Linked DNA regions of Homo sapiens: region 2 is linked to region 1. Evidence: read pairs that join two places in POLR2A ChIA-PET (ENCODE). Cell type or tissue: B cell. All regions are shown on one strand.

Region 1 (5,000 bases):
AGCAAATGGTTTTCTCTATAACACTCAACACTTCCAGCACCAGATGTGTGGGGTTTTTCCCACACCAACCCCCTCTTCAACTCTCCAGGCATCAACTGGGGGTTCCACAATTCAACTATGACACAAATGACGTGAGCTTAGAGCAGACCCCACAGGCTTAGTATCACAAGACTTCCCCCCATTTCGGTTGCCAATCTCAAGTAGTGGGTCCCTAGTTTACTCAGACTTCTGTCTGACTTGACTACAAATCGAGGCTCCCATGACCCCTTTTCTAGGTCCAATAATTTGCTATGATGGCTTACAAAACTCAAGGAAACATTTTCAGTTACTAGTTTATTATAGAGAATGTGATAGAGGATATACCTGGCCAGCCAGATGAACAGGTACATAGGGCAAGGTGCAGAAGCGTCTGAATACAGGAGCTTCTGTCCCCGGGGAGCAGGGGTGCGCCACACCCCCAGCATGTGGGCGTTTACTAGCCTGCAAGTTCAGAGATTTTTATGGAGATTTTCTTTCTTTCTTTCTTTCTTTCTTGAGACGGAGTCTCGCTCTTTCGCCCAGGCTGGAGTGCAGTGGCACGATCTCGGCTCACTGCAAGCTCTGTCTCCCAGGTTCACACCATTCTCCTGCCTCAGCCTCCCAAGAAGCTGGGACTACAGGCGCCCGCCACCACGCCTGGCTAATTTTTTGTATTTTTTTTTAAGTAGAGACGGGGTTTATCCATGTTAGCCAGGATGGTCTCGATCTCCTGACCTCGTGATCCGCCCGCCTCGGCCTCCCAAAGTTCTGGGATTACAGGCGTGAGCCACTGCGCCCGGCCTTTCCTTCTTTCTTTTTCTTTTCTTTTTTCTTTCTTTTTTTTTTTTTTTTTGAGACGGAGTCTCGCTGTGTCACCCAGGCTGGAGTGCAGTCTCGGCTCACTGCGAGCTCCGCCTTCTGGGTTCACGCCATTCTCCTGCCTCAGCCTCCTGGGAGTAGCTGGGACTACAGGCGCCCACCACCACACCAGGCTAATTTCTTTGTATTTTTAGTAGAGATGGGGTTTCACCATGTTAGCCAGGATGGTCTTGATCTCCTGACCCGGTGATCCGCCTGCCTTGGCCTCCCAAAGTGCTGGGATTACAGGCGTGAGCCACTGCGCCCAGCCTTTTTTTTTTTTTTTTTTTTTTTTTTTTTGAGACAGCATCTTGCTCTGTCACTACTCAGGCTGGAGTGCAGAGGCATGATCACGACTCACTGCAGCCTCAACTTCCAGAGGCTTAAGTGATCCTCCTGCCTCAGCCTCCCAAAGTGCTAGGTTTACAGACTGAGTCCCCACACTCTGCCTTTATGGAGACTTCTTCATGCAGGCGTGATCCATTATTAACTTAATCTCCAGCCCTTTCCCCTCACCCAGAAGACGGAGGGTGAGGCTGAAAGTTTCAGGATGCTAATCATGGTTTGGTCATTCTGGTGACCAGCCCCCATCCTGAAGCTATCCAAGAGCCCACCAAGTTTGGCTTCATTAGAACAATAGGTCTTCCTGTCACCCAGAAAATTCCAAAGGATTAGGCGCTCGTATTAGGAGACAGGGTCAAAGACCAAATGGTAGAACGAAAGATGCTCCTAACATTTTTTGCTTTAGAAACTGCAAAGGTTTTAGGAGCTCTGGCCAGAAGCCAGGGGCAACAAAGATCAAAATGTATATTTCTATTTTTTTTTTTTTTTGACACAGAGTCTCGCTCTGTCACCCAGGCTGGAGGGCAGTGGTGCGATCTTGGCTCACTGCAGCCTCCGCCTCGCGGGTTCAAGTGATTCTCCTTCTCAGCTTCCCGAGTAGCTGGAATTACAGGCATGTGCCACCATGCCCAGCTAACTTTTGTATTTTTAGTAGAGACGGCGTTTCACTGTGTTGGCCAGGCTGCTCTCAAACTCCTGGCCGAAAGTGATCTGCCCACTTTGGCCTTCTAAAGTGCTGGGATTACAGGCGTGAGCCACCATGCCCGGCCTATTTCTTATTATGTCACAATATCACATCCTATCAGCAGGAGGGAGAAAAGAAAGATAAATGTTTGCCCTCTCCCTTTAAGAAAACTGCCTGGACTGGACACTGTAGCTCACCCCTGTAATCGTAACTACTCGAAGGCTGAGGCCGGAGGATCGCTTGAGCCCAGGAGTTCAAGTTTGCAGTGAACTGTAATCATGCCACTATACTCTAGCCTGGGCAACAGAGCAAGCCTCCATCTCTTACACACACACACACACACACACACACACACACACACACTTCCAAGAGGTTGCATGGGCTACTTCAGCTTGGCCAGAACTTATTTTCATGGCCATCCCTAATAACACAGGAAGTTAGGAAATGTCTTCATTCTGGATGTCACATGGCAGGAAGAATCAGATACAGGAAGAGGGTAGAATGGCTTTGAGGGGGGCGGGACTTCTGGTAGTCTCTGCTTCAGTCTTTGAAAATGGAAGCACAGTAGTGAATGTTATAGTTGACTGTGCAATACTCACTTTACCCTGATCATGGTATATTCAGGGTGGACAGACCTGGGCCCATCTGGGCCCACCTGGGCCAAGGAGATGCATGCCAGAGGGTGCGTGTGTGCGTGCACGTGTGTGTGTGCATGCACACGCACACTTAGAAAACCATAGGAAAGGCCAGGAGCAGTGGCTCACACCTGTAATCCCAGCACTTTGGGAGGCCGAGGCAGGCGGATCACCTGAGTTCAGGAGTTCGAGACCAGCCCGGCCTAAAGGGCGAAACCCCGTCTCTACTAAACATACAAAATTAGCCAGGTGTGGTGGCGCAGGCCTGTAGTCCCAGCTACTAGGGAGGCTGAAGTAGGAGAATCGCCTGAACCTGGGAGGCAGAGGTGGCAGTGAGCCAAGATTGCACCACTGCACTCCAGCCTGGGGAGACAGAGTGAGACTCTGTCTCAAAAAAAAAAAAAAAAAAAAAAAGCAAAAGCAAAAGCAAAAGCAAAGCAAACCACAAGAAAGCATGAATAGGAAATTGTCAGGCCTCTGAGCCCAAACTAAGCCATCATATCTCCTGTGCTGCACGAATACATCCAGATGGCCTGAAGCAACTGAAGATCCACAAAAGAAGTGAAAATAGCCTTAACTGATGACATTCCACCACTGTGATTTGTTTCTGCCCCACCCTAACTGATCAATGTACTTTATAATCTCCCCCACCCTTAAGAAGGTTCTTTGTAATTCTCCCCACCCTTGAGAATGTACTTTGTGAGATCCACCCCCTGCCTGCAAAACATTGCTCCTAACTCCACCGCCTATCCCAAAACCTAAAGGAACTAGTGGTAATCACGCCACCCTTTGCTGACTCTCTTTTCGGACTCAGCCCGCCTGCACCCAGGTGAAATAAACAGCCTTGCTGCACACACAAACCCTGTTTGGTGGTCTCCTCACACAACGCATGAGACAGAAATGTATCATATATCATATCCATTGCTCTGGCAACCATCTTACCTTAGGATGGTTGAATGAAGGATGAAGCCACCTCCGCAAATGGCAGAGAAAGAGAAGAAAAGATTTTGGGTGCTTGAGAAATTTAGCGGCTTGAGCCACTACATCAACCAGCCCTGAAGCTGAACCGTGTTGCAAACGTCCTGTTTTGTGAGCTAATGAGTCTCCTTATTGTCTCCGCTAGTCTGAGTTAGACCAGCTGCTGAAATCGTGATAACTGATGTAAACTCTAATAAAATGTAAGGTAATTTTTGACCAGCAGAGCATAAACCTCAACATCTGACTGGTCCCAGCAGATTTAGGCACCCTTATCTCCTTTTAGCTTTAGGAATTTCATTTGGGATTCAAATGGCTTTATCTGACAGGAACATATGCATAGCTGTTTCCAGGTAGGCTCTGATGGCCTGTATTTGATGGAGTAAGATTGGTTTTACATTTAAGAAAGGTTAAAGTAGAGGGGAACAGGCATTCTCATACATTATTGGTGGGGATATAAATTGGCTCACTCTTTTTTGGGAGGGTAATTTTTTTAAAAATGTAAATGTACATATTTTAGATTCAGTGGTTCTAATCTAAGCATTAATCCTACAACTATGTTTGTAAAAGCACACTGTATGCGCTTCAGATTCAAGCTTCTTGGTAAGACAAAAAACATTTTTAAGAAGAAAAGAAATACGAGTATACTATATATGCACCCAAGGCTGTTTATTGTGGCAATGTGTGTAGTAGCAAGTACTGAAAATAACCTAAATGTCTATTGGTAGGAATCTGTTGAAATCATAGCACACTATGATCTTACAACGCAATGGTTTAAAAAAATGAGGAGGCTGGGTACAGTGGCTCGCGCCTGTAATCCCAGCACTTTGGGAATCTGAGGCAGCAGGATCGCTTGAGCCTAGGAGTTCAAGACCAGCCTGAACGACATGGCAAGAACTCATCTCTAGGGAAAAAAAAAATTAAATAATTTAAAATATGGGGCCAGGCGTGGTGGCTCATGTCTATAATCTCAGCACTTTGGGAGGCCGAGGCAGGTGGATCACCTGAGGTTGGGAGTTCGAGACCAGCCTGGCCAACATAGAGAAACCCCGTCTCTACTAAAAATACAAAATTATCCTGTAATCCCGCATACCTGTAATCCCAGCTACTCGGGAGGATGAGGCAGGAGAATTGCTTGAACCTGGGAGGTGGAGGTTGCAGTGAGTAGAGGTTGCACCACTGCACTCCAGCCTGGGCAACAAGAGCAAAACTCTGTCTCAAAAAAAATTTTTTTAATATAAGGTAATCTACATCTTCTGATATGGAAAGAGGTCTATCTAGAGGTCTATCTATATATTCCCCTAATATATGTATTAACTAAAGAGTGTGGGTGTGTGTGTATATATAAAAGATAAGTTGTAATAGATAATATATAACATGTATTATTTAATATATTAACTTTTCTTTGTAATACATGTTAACTAAACTATATTACACATATATGTATGTTACATTTTATATTGTTACTGGAATACATATATTTATAT
Region 2 (5,000 bases), 1.3 Mb before region 1:
TTTGTAAGCCAATTGAAGACATTTACATAAAAGACAGTTATAATTTAGTTCATTGCCTTCATCCAAGATAGAGTAACTTTATCAAAGGTCACTATCATATCAAGTGAAACTAAGTTTGGAACAGATGCACTTGTCTCTTCTATACTTAGCTCCATAAGGTGCTACTACATGGACTATTCTTTATTCTTATAATTTTTTTTCTTTTTTTTTTTTTTTAGATACAGGGTACAGGGTCTCACTCTGTCGCCCAGGCTGGAGTGCAGTGGCGCAATCATAGCTCACTGCAGCCTCAAACTTCTGGGCTCAAATGATCCTCTCACCTCAGCCTCCTTGGTAGCTGGGACTACAAGTATGCACCACCACGCTCAGCTAATTTTTTATTTTTTGTATAGACAAGGTCTCATATTAATTCTCACTATGTTCAGGCTGGTCTTGAACTCCTGGGCTCAAGCCATCCTCCAGCTTTGGCCTCCCAAAGTGCTGGGATTACAGGTGTAAGCCACTGTGTCTGACCTAGTCTTAGAAATTATAGATTATTCTTTTACTTCCTTTACTTAGCAATTTGGAAAAAGTAAATTTTAGAGTTCAACATCCTTCATTCAATTTTTTTCTCATGCTCATAAAAATTTTTTTCAACCACAAACTAAACCATCTTATAAATATTTAGTATTGTAATTGCTGAAAACAACCAACACAGGAAATGGCTCTTAAAACTTTATTTAAAGTCATATAATCCAACTGAAAAATAAAACCAAGGTTTAAATTTAATCTCTTAAATCTGGGCGCGGTAGCTCACTCCTGTAATCCCAGCACTTTGGAAGGCCGAGGAAGGTGGATCAACTGGGTCTGGAGTTTGATACCAGCCTGGCCAACATGGTGAAACCCCATCTCTACTAAAAATACAAAAAATTACAGGCGTGGTGGCGGGCGCCTGTAATCCCAGCTATTCGAGAGGCTGAGGCAGGACAATCTCTTGAACCCGGAAGGCGGAGGGTGCAGTGAGCCGAGATTGTGCCACTGCACTCTAGCCTGGGCAACAAGAGCAAAATTCCGTCTCAAAAACAAAATATAAAATTAAATAAATAAATAAATTTAATCTCTTAAAAGAAGCAACATATCTATATGAACTAATAGCAAAATACACAGCCTATGGGAATGAGATTTTTATAAAAAGCTGTTTATAAAAACAGCTGTATTTCCTCACGAGCTGTTCAGTACCTCAACATTGCGTTTCACAAAGGTCTTTGTCACTCTCAGCATGTGAGTGTACTCTATCAGTTCCAGCAAGTTTTTCCTCAGTTTCTCCTTGTTCTTAGTGACTTCTCTCAGTTCAACCTCGAGCTTCTGCAACTGCTCCTAAAACAAAACAATGGTTACTTAAGAGGGTAGTAATTAGTTCCAAGTGTAATTCCAATAATCTTCATGCAGTATACCAAAAACAGTGGGTTTTTTTGTTTTGTTTTTTTCTTTTTTTTTTTTTTGAGATGGAGTCTCCCTCTGTCGCCCAGGCTGGAGTGCAGTGGCATGATCTCGGCTCACTGCAACCTCCACCTCCTGGGTTCAAGCGATTCTCTTGCCTCAGCCTCCCCGAGTAGCTGGGACTACAGGTGCGCATCACCACGCCCAGCTAATTTTTTTTTGTATTGTTAGTAGAGACGAGGTTTCACCATGTTGGCCAGGCTGGTCTTGAACTCTTGACCTCAGGTAATCCACCCGCCTCGGCCTCCCTGTCTCTACTAAGAATACAAAAAAATTAGCTGGGCATGGTGGCATGTGCCTGTAATCCCAGCTACTCAGGAGGCTGAGGCAGAAGAATCACGTGAACCCAGGAGATGGAGGTTGCAGTGAGCCAAGATCGTGTCACTGCACTCCAGCTTGGGTGACAGAGCAAGACTCCTTCTCAAAGTAAATAAATAAATAGGCTCATTTATTGTTTCATATTAATTCAGGTAATTTCTGTGAAGTTCACACCACATATTAGCTAAAACATTCCGAAGGCTGTGATGAGCGTGAGACCCCCAAGACTGGCCCTCGTCTCTAACCACAGGTGCTGTCATTTCTCGGATTTCCTTTGTCTGCTTATTCATATCACACATCAAAGACTCTTCCTCTTTAAGTCTACATTTCCTTTTTTTGCAACACAGAATATATTTAGATAATCTTTTCTAACTTATTTTCCTAGTCTCTAGCATATGAGTTACTATGCACTCACATTTACACAATTAATTGAGGATAAAAATTCATGACAATTGGCCAGGCGTGGTGGCTCACGCCTGTAATCCCAGCACTTTGGGAAGCCAAGGTGGGTGGATCACGAGGTCAGGAGTTCGAGACCAGCCTGGCCAAGATGGTAAAACCCCATCTCTACTAAAAATACAAAAATTAGCCAGGCATGGTGGCACGTGCCTATAATCCCAGCTACTTGGGAGGCTGAGGCAGGAGAATTGCTTGAACCCGGGAGGCACAGGCTGCAGTGAGCCGAGATCGCACCACTACATGCACTCTAGCCTGGGCGACAGAGCAAGACTCTGTCTCAAAAAAAAAAAAAAATTCATGAGAATCTTTAATAATTAGTTACATACTAAACATCCTTAAAAATACTTAAGTATTAAAATAACAGAAGCAAAAATCCGTAAGGCAAATCATTGAGTCAATGAAAACTTGTATTCAAACAAATCACTTAATATACTATATTCATTACTTCTGCTTTGCCTTACAAGCACTGTACACAGTCATCACTATGTTTGTAATTACATCACAAGCGACCCATCGAACAGGCCAATCCAGATGACTGCTGTTACTCATCTGGTTGGAGAGTTCTCTCTGGAGTCTCCTGCACCAAGTAATGAAAGACTTCCTCCCGAATAAACAAACAGAGGAGCCCGCAACTGAATGGCTTCAGTTACACAACGATAATTGTTTTAGAAGAGTTATCAAGAGCTCCAGCCTACTTCACAGGGTGAGGAACGAATTCACCGAGGATGCTAATAAGCAGCACAGGTGAGTGTTCTCACCGGGGACACATGTATCCCCAGCACACCAGCCAGGGAACTCAGGGTGACAGAACGCTGCTTGCTGCCCACCCGAGACAACCCATGGACTGCATACCAGCTTCCAAAATTTAGAGGGGAAGGGCCAGGGTAAATGTGGGAGGACTGTGAAGGCACAACACCGAAGCCTCAATTCCTTGCACAAGAAGAGGCAGCTAAGGCATGGGTGACCCTGGGATGAGCTTTCTGAAACAGTACAGGATCATGAACTGTTCTGATCCATCAATCAGGCTTGATGGCCTGATTCTTGTTGCCTCTGTTCACCACCACCTGGAAAGGAAGCATATGCCTTACACTGTAAAAGAAAACTGAATTACTGTTAAAATTTAACACAGATAATCTATTACTGAGGGTTAATCATAATAGCGGTCTTTAATCTCTCTGCCTAGAGAGATCACCATCTTCCATAGTTTTGAGAAGAAAGGCAGAAAAGCATTAGACAACATGAAATAAGTAAGTAAGCAGCCCCCAAGATCAATGGCTGCAACCAGCTTCGTCAGAAGCAAGTTACCTGCATTTCTAGAACCTGTTTCAGGGGTGGCGCAGGAGGGCTGGCCTCTCCTTCAGGAAGGGGAATATCAGCTCTATTAATTTCCTGTACCAAATACACTGTGAAAATAAAAGTTAAACAATTAGATACTAAAATGTACTATAATACATTTCAGTCAGAAACATTTTAAAGCCCAATGTTTCCCAAGCCATCTAAAAATCAATGTCTAAATGCACAAAAATCTTGCTTGTCCCAACTGACTTACTGGTCACTTTTTGCAACCTTGTTTCCAAAAATAATGCTGCCTAGAGAGATCTGCATGCAGTGACAAAATAAACAACAACCTCTTCTATTTCTTAGTGACTTAAAAAATAAATAAATAGAATGAACAACAACCTGGATAAACCTTTTCTGAAATTCCACCCATTTTTTTCATTTCTAATATTCTAGTGAAAGAACTTTTGAGTCGCAGCCATCTACAGGGGCAGAATGAAGCAGAGGTTAGGGGCGCACTTGGAAGTGCAGGAATTACCCAAGTGATAGACCTACAATAGCCCCTATGGGAGCTGGCAACATGATTTCTCGCAGATGCCCTCAGAAAGAAAAGGGCATCCATCAGTCCAACAAGAAAATCACAACCACTACCAGGAAACCCACCCAGCACCAAGAGCCAGGCTCTCTTGCAGCTCCCAGTCAGCCCTGAGGCTGTGGCTGAGGACAACCTGCACTGTTTCACCACTGAAGTTAAAAACTAGATTCAGAAGCCTGGCTGGGTCTTGCAATTGCTGCCCTCGGCAGCCTGGGGGGCAAGTGTCAGGGCAGCCCTAGAAATGGGCAAGTTCATGAAACCTGGGAAAATGGTGCCAGTCGTGGCCGGACACTACTCTGGACACAAAGCCAATCCTCATGAAGAAAACTGATGATGGCACCTCAGACCACACCTGCAGCCACCCTCTGGTGGCTAAAAAAGACCATTATTCCCACAGTGACAGCTGCCATGGGCAAGAAGATTGCCAAGAGGTCAAAGGTCAAGTCTTTTGTGAAGGTTTATAACTATAATGACCTCATGCCCACAGAGTACCCTGTGACCATCCCCTTAGACAAAACCACCAGGTTTTCAGAGACCCTGCTCTTAAATGCAAGGCCCAGTGGGAGGCCAAGATCAAGTTCAAAGAGTGGAACAAGACTGGCAAGAACAAGTGGTTCTTCCAGAAGCTGTGGTTTTAGATGTTTTTTGTTTCAGTCATTAAAACAAAACAAAACAAAACAAAACAAAACACCTAGATTCATGAAACTAATAGTACACCAGCCAAAACTAACTACTTTATTTGGTTTATGTTTTCGATTCCATGAAGCATCCCTTTCCTTAGGCTAAAAGTCACAATATCTGTTAGTCATTATCAGGCCTAATATTTAGAAGTGTTACTAACTGGTTTACAGAGGGAGAGAGGCAGGTAAAG

Evidence for each region. Peaks named below come from ENCODE experiments on the same cell type or tissue, not always from the same donor. Only the 100,000 strongest peaks of a DNase experiment are listed, where the experiment ranks them.
Region 2: POLR2A ChIA-PET joins it to region 1 with 7 read pairs; 1 of 35 experiments calls an interaction of 5 or more read pairs at or near these places.

What each region holds. Positions count from the first base shown.
Region 1 is chr12:122,451,498-122,456,497 of GRCh38, reverse strand. No RefSeq gene overlaps it. Among named protein-coding and RNA genes, the nearest start is that of CLIP1, 31 kb to the right of the region's middle. In B cell, no CTCF peak of the experiment used is centred here; a DNase peak (open chromatin) is centred at 2,990; H3K27ac peaks cover 1,486 bases.
Region 2 is chr12:123,721,010-123,726,009 of GRCh38, reverse strand. It overlaps ATP6V0A2 (ATPase H+ transporting V0 subunit a2), which reads right to left. Exons shown (of 20, transcript NM_012463.4): 3 at 3,562-3,659; 4 at 1,219-1,356. It overlaps LOC105370042 (a long non-coding RNA gene), which reads left to right and starts at 2,920. Exons shown (of 3, transcript XR_945477.4): 1 at 2,920-3,000. It also overlaps the pseudogene RPL27P12. RefSeq lists a silencer at 4,193-4,373. In B cell, no CTCF peak of the experiment used is centred here; a DNase peak (open chromatin) is centred at 2,049; H3K4me3 peaks cover 416 bases; H3K27ac peaks cover 433 bases.